2 separate regions of the Homo sapiens genome follow, and region 1 is linked to region 2. A link is an interaction called in ENCODE POLR2A ChIA-PET data of the cell type or tissue named here. Cell type or tissue: Caco-2. All regions are shown on one strand.

What was found. Peaks named below come from ENCODE experiments on the same cell type or tissue, not always from the same donor. Only the 100,000 strongest peaks of a DNase experiment are listed, where the experiment ranks them.
Region 1: POLR2A ChIA-PET joins it to region 2 with 7 read pairs; 3 of 35 experiments call an interaction of 5 or more read pairs at or near these places.

What each region holds. Positions count from the first base shown.
Region 1 is chr19:1,637,959-1,640,458 of GRCh38, forward strand. The region is part of intron 3 of TCF3 (transcription factor 3); the gene reads right to left. Among named protein-coding and RNA genes, the nearest start is that of TCF3, 13 kb to the right of the region's middle. In Caco-2, no CTCF peak of the experiment used is centred here; no DNase peak of the experiment used is centred here.
Region 2 is chr19:1,779,277-1,781,776 of GRCh38, forward strand. It overlaps ONECUT3 (one cut homeobox 3), which reads left to right. Exons shown (of 2, transcript NM_001080488.2): 2 at 1-1,712. Among named protein-coding and RNA genes, the nearest start is that of ONECUT3, 27 kb to the left of the region's middle. In Caco-2, no CTCF peak of the experiment used is centred here; a DNase peak (open chromatin) is centred at 1,482.

The DNA of each region.
Region 1 (2,500 bases), 140 kb before region 2:
CAAAAAGGATGAAGTTCAAGAAGTTCAATGATTTACCCTAAAAAACGAGAAGACTGTCTTAAGCCTGTAAGCCCCATGGATCCTCAAAGAAATGGCAGAGCCTGGGGGTTCTATGGAATGAAGTAGACAGTGAGCACATTTAATTACGAATCAAGAGATTCCTAGAAGCCGTAACAAGACAGGCACACAAGGAAAGCCCTCTGGGGGCACTTTGTGAGTTCTCTCTCATTTCACTGAATCCTTGCAGTGGCTACATTACCCCTACCCTACAGATAAGGAAACTGACGCAAAAGATAGATGCCATTTGCTCAAGCCCTCACAGTAAGTAGCAAAGTCACTATTTAATGATACAAATGTTTCCTAGTAAGATGCAAATACACAATTATGAACAGATACAATGTTTTTTTGTTTTTTTTGTTTGTTTGTTTGAGACTGAGTCTGGCTCTGTCGCCCAGGCTGGACTACAGGCGCCCACCACCGCGCCCGGCTAATTTTTTTGTATTTTTAACAGATACGGCATTTCACCGTGTTAACCAGGATGGTCTCGATCTCCTGACCTCATGATCCGCTGGCCTCGGACAATGTTTTTTAAAAGTAGCAATTTATTGGTAGCAAATACCAGCAGGGAAGAGAAATATACAGGCTCAATTTTCACCTTCTCACAGAAGGGGGCAGATGCGATTTCACTTCGGACGTTGAGAGCGCGAGAAACGGCGTGTTTAAACGTGTTCTTCACAACGCAGAATACTAACCGCTATTCAATCACGGCCTTAAACGTGTTATTCAAAACTAGAAAAGAACCACTGGCAGAGCCGCAAAGCGGTACAGAGCTTCAGAAAACACACACCGGGGGAAGCAATCCGGAGTTGGGAGCACACAGATGGAAAAACAAAATAAGACGATGGAAGGAAAAGCTGAGAACGAAGATGGACGGGTGCTTAACGTCTTTAATCTGAAAACACGGTGCCGACCAAAGACAGTTTTGAAACAAGCGACTCAGGAGATACAACCAGGAGCACAAAGATCTGCCAAGCCACACCAACAAAAAGGAAGGGTTGCAACCTTCATATCGAAGTTTCAATTCAAGGGAGGTTTCTTTTTCTGAGACAGAGTCTCGCTGTGTCGCCCAGGGTGGAGTGCGGTGGCGCGATCTCAGCTCACTGCAACCTCTGCCTCCCAGGTTCAAGTGATTCTCCTGCCTCAGCCTCCCGAGCAGCTGGGATTGCAGGCACCTGCTACCATGCCTGGCTAATTTTTTATATTTTAGTAGAGATGGAGTTTCGCCCTGTGGGCCAGGCTGGTCTTGAACTCCTGACCTCAGAAGATCCACCTGCCTTGGCCTCCCAAAGTGCTGGGATTACAGGCATGAGCCACCACCACCAGCCAAGGAACGGATTTTTTTGTTGTTGACAATGGCTCGACCCACAACGAAATCCCACTGTCTCAGCCCACACAAGCCCACAATCCTGGCATCTAAATACGTCAACAGAGAAACCGACAAACAGAACAGAGGGGGATGGCGCTGCTCTCAGCCTGACATTAAACAGATTAAAAATCTAAATATGGTTCAAAGGCCTCGCAGCTCCACATCCAACTATCCCTCAAGTACTCACAAAGAAGGACAAAAATAATCCATGTTTCAGCCTCGGCAGAGGAGCTCTGCGTCCTCCAAACAGTAGCTACCGTTTAAGCCAAAGCTGAGTTTTGGCACTGGAGATCTAGAAATCAAGAAAGGACCTCCAACTTGGAACTCAGAAACCTCTGAAGCAACCTGACCTGAAGAGGAAATTAGGAAAAAAAAAAAAAAAAAAAAAAAGGAACAAATGTCAGTAATATGAGAAAAACATGCATTATGGAAACCAATGGGATGGGGTTCACGGGGTGGAACCCTCAACACCACACTGATGGAACAGAAGAGGGCAGAAGTCAGCAAAAGGGGCCTGTGATCTGAAAGTCACCAAAAACTTTAGAAAGAGAAGAAATGCCGATAAAGAGGAAAATTGATCAATTGATCAATATCGATTTGCCAATGAAGCAGATTCTCCAGAAGAAAAATCAACGAGAGAGAGAAAATGCACAGGGCAGCCGAGTCAAGAACAAAGAAACCACCTAAAAGTTGGCGCATTGAGGACCGCGGCGCCCTCAGCCTCCCTGCGCAGGTGGAAAGACAGGCGCCTCCAAACGTTATCAAAGAGCCGAACGGGGCCAGGCGCAGAGGGTCAGGCCTGGAATCCCAGCACTTTTGGCACGGGTGGACAGACAGGCGCCTACAAACATTATCAAACAGCCAAATGAGGCCGGGCTCGGTGGCTCATGCCTGTAATCCCAGCACTTTGGGAGGCCGAGGCGGGAGGATCACCAGGTCAGGAGACCGAGACTGTCCTGGCTAACACGGTGAAACCCTGCCTCTACTAAAAATACAAAAAATTAGCGCAATGGTTACTAAACTCTCTAAGTTTCAGCTTCTTTACCAGTAAAATACGGTAATAATTACACCTAT
Region 2 (2,500 bases):
CAGGGCTGGAGACCAGAGGGAAAGTTAGAGGGAGCGTGATCGCGAGAGAGACTGCGGCAGAAAGGACCAGTGGCGTTTACAGATTTCTTATTTAAATGAGTCCTTTAGGAAAGAAAGGAAGAGAGAGAGAGAGCGAGCGCAAGAGAGAGAGAGAGGGAGAGAGAGGGAGAGGGAGAGAGAGAGGCAGAGGTATACCTTTCTGTTCTCTGGCTTGTTCTGTTTCTTGTTTTCTGGAGTCATGTCTTATAAGAGTATTTATTATTCTCTGTGTTCTGTGTTCAAATGTAATTTAAGAAAAAAAAAGGAAGAAAAATGCAAAAAAAAAAGACAAAATGGAATTTGAGTTGGTGCATGACTAATGTACTCTTTCTTGACGCTAATTGTAATAAAGTGGTCAGGGTGGGGGGCGGGGGGCGTGGCCCGGTTCCGTGTCGCATCTGTGTGTCTGGTGCCTGATCGGTGCTGTTCAGTGGTTTTTCGTTACTGTTTCTTTCCTCCTTTCTAAGGAACTGTGTCCAGCCGGGACAGGTGGACGGGGCCCCAGGTAGAGGGGGCGGGAACAGAGCCTCAGTAGCCGGGTCTCCTCCACCTGCCTGTCCATCTCCACCCGAGATGCCACCTGCCTGCCCCAGCCAGGCGGGAGCCACCGAGCGTCCCCCCCTCAGTTCCTGGTTCTTGGGGGCACTCTGGTGTCATCGATATCTTAGACCCCCCCAACCCCCCATCACCCGGTTGCTTTCACTCTAGCATGAATTCCCAAGTGTCTTGTTCAGAGGAGACAGACAATCAGCCTATTCTTGTCTTGTTGCCCAGGGTGGTGGGGGACGGGAGTGTGCCCCAACTTCCTGAGATCTGAAGGACCCTCCTGAGGGCCCCAACAGCAGGCACCAGCACCCCCTCCCCCCCCACCTCCACCCAGACAGCCTCGGCCTCCCTCCCTGGGCTGGGCATGAGTCCGCCTTTCTGTCCAGCCCGGGAGGCAGGGGGTGTACGCCTGCAGAGACCCCTCCCTCCCAGCCCACTTTCGGAGCCTACAGAACAGAGGACTCCCCAAAATCATCAAAGGGGGCTCTGGGACAATGTCCTCTGCCTCTGACTCCTCTTGTGCCATGAGGCCACGTCCCTGAGCCATCCCCAGATAGTCCCTGGAGGTGGAAAGGGGCACAGATGTGCCAGCTTGGGAACAGAGGCTGGAGGAGAGGGCGGCAGGGGAGAGATGAGAGGGGCCGCTTTTGGGACAGGCCCCAGTAGGGGGGGGCGGGGTAGCTAAACGGGGTGCTTCTCACCCCATAAAGCAGCAAGCCCTGGTCTGGAGGGCTGGGCCTGGGGCTGAGGGCTCAGCTGACCTCAAATCTGAAATGATGCCGGGGCCAGGATGCTCCTTGCACCAGCAGGAGCTTGGGCCATTTCACATTCTCTGCCCCAAGCGGTTTAAGCAAAATCAGGCCAGTAGACTCCTGGGGCTCCTCCTCGTGGCCCTGTCAGACCACGCAGGGGCTGGTTTTGGTGGAATGAGCTCAGCCGGGGGTGACGGAAGAGCCAGGAGGCCCTGCGGCCTTGAGTGTTTTGAATAGACTGGAACTGAGGGCTGCTTTCAGGGGAGACACCACTTGGACCCTCCAAAGTCCCCTCCCCTCCAGGGACAGGGGAGAGAAGCCCTTTTCCACCTTCACCCTTGGGCGACAGGCTTAAAAGCTAAAAAAAAAAAAAAATCTCGTCATTGTTAACCATTGCTGTGCTGGGTTTGTTGATTTGTTTTTCTTCAATAAATTATTTTCTAGTCACTCACCTGGGCGTGTGTGTTAGCTGACGGGTCGGGCACAGATAGGGGGCGGGAATGGAACTCGCCCACCTCGAGGCTGGGGAGGGAGGACCGGAGTGCAGGGAAGACGGACTTTGCTTCCACCCAGCTCGCCCCTCTCTGCTCTGAGTCCCGTCTTCTTCCTGGGCCAGTGGCCAGCTCTGAGCCTCCACAATCCACACAACTCCACCACCCACACAAGTCCACCACCCACAGGGAATGGTAAGAATCAGAAAGAGGCCAGGCGCGGTGGCTCACACCTGTAATCCCAGCACTTTGGGAGGCCAAGGCAGGCGGATCACGAGGTCAGGAGATCAAGACCATCCTGGCTAACACGGTGAAACCCCGTCTCTACTAAAAAATACAAAAAATTAGCCAGGCATGGTGGTGGGCGCCTGTATTCCCAGCTACTCAGGAGGCTGAGGCAGGAGAATGCTGTGAACCCGGAAGGTGGAGCTTGCAGTGAGCCGAGATCGCGCCACTGCACTCCAGCCTGGGCGACAGAGTGAGACTCCGTCTCAAAAAAAAAAAAAAAAAAAGAATCAGAAAGAAAAGCTTGGCGCCTTAGAAGGAAAAGCTTGGCGCCTTTGAGTCAACCAAGCCCCAAGATGCACACCTTGTCAGGACCTGCTTCTGTGACATCACTGCTCATTGCTTTCTGGAGTCTAAAGTGAACGGAGGCCCCAGTGAATGAAGGTG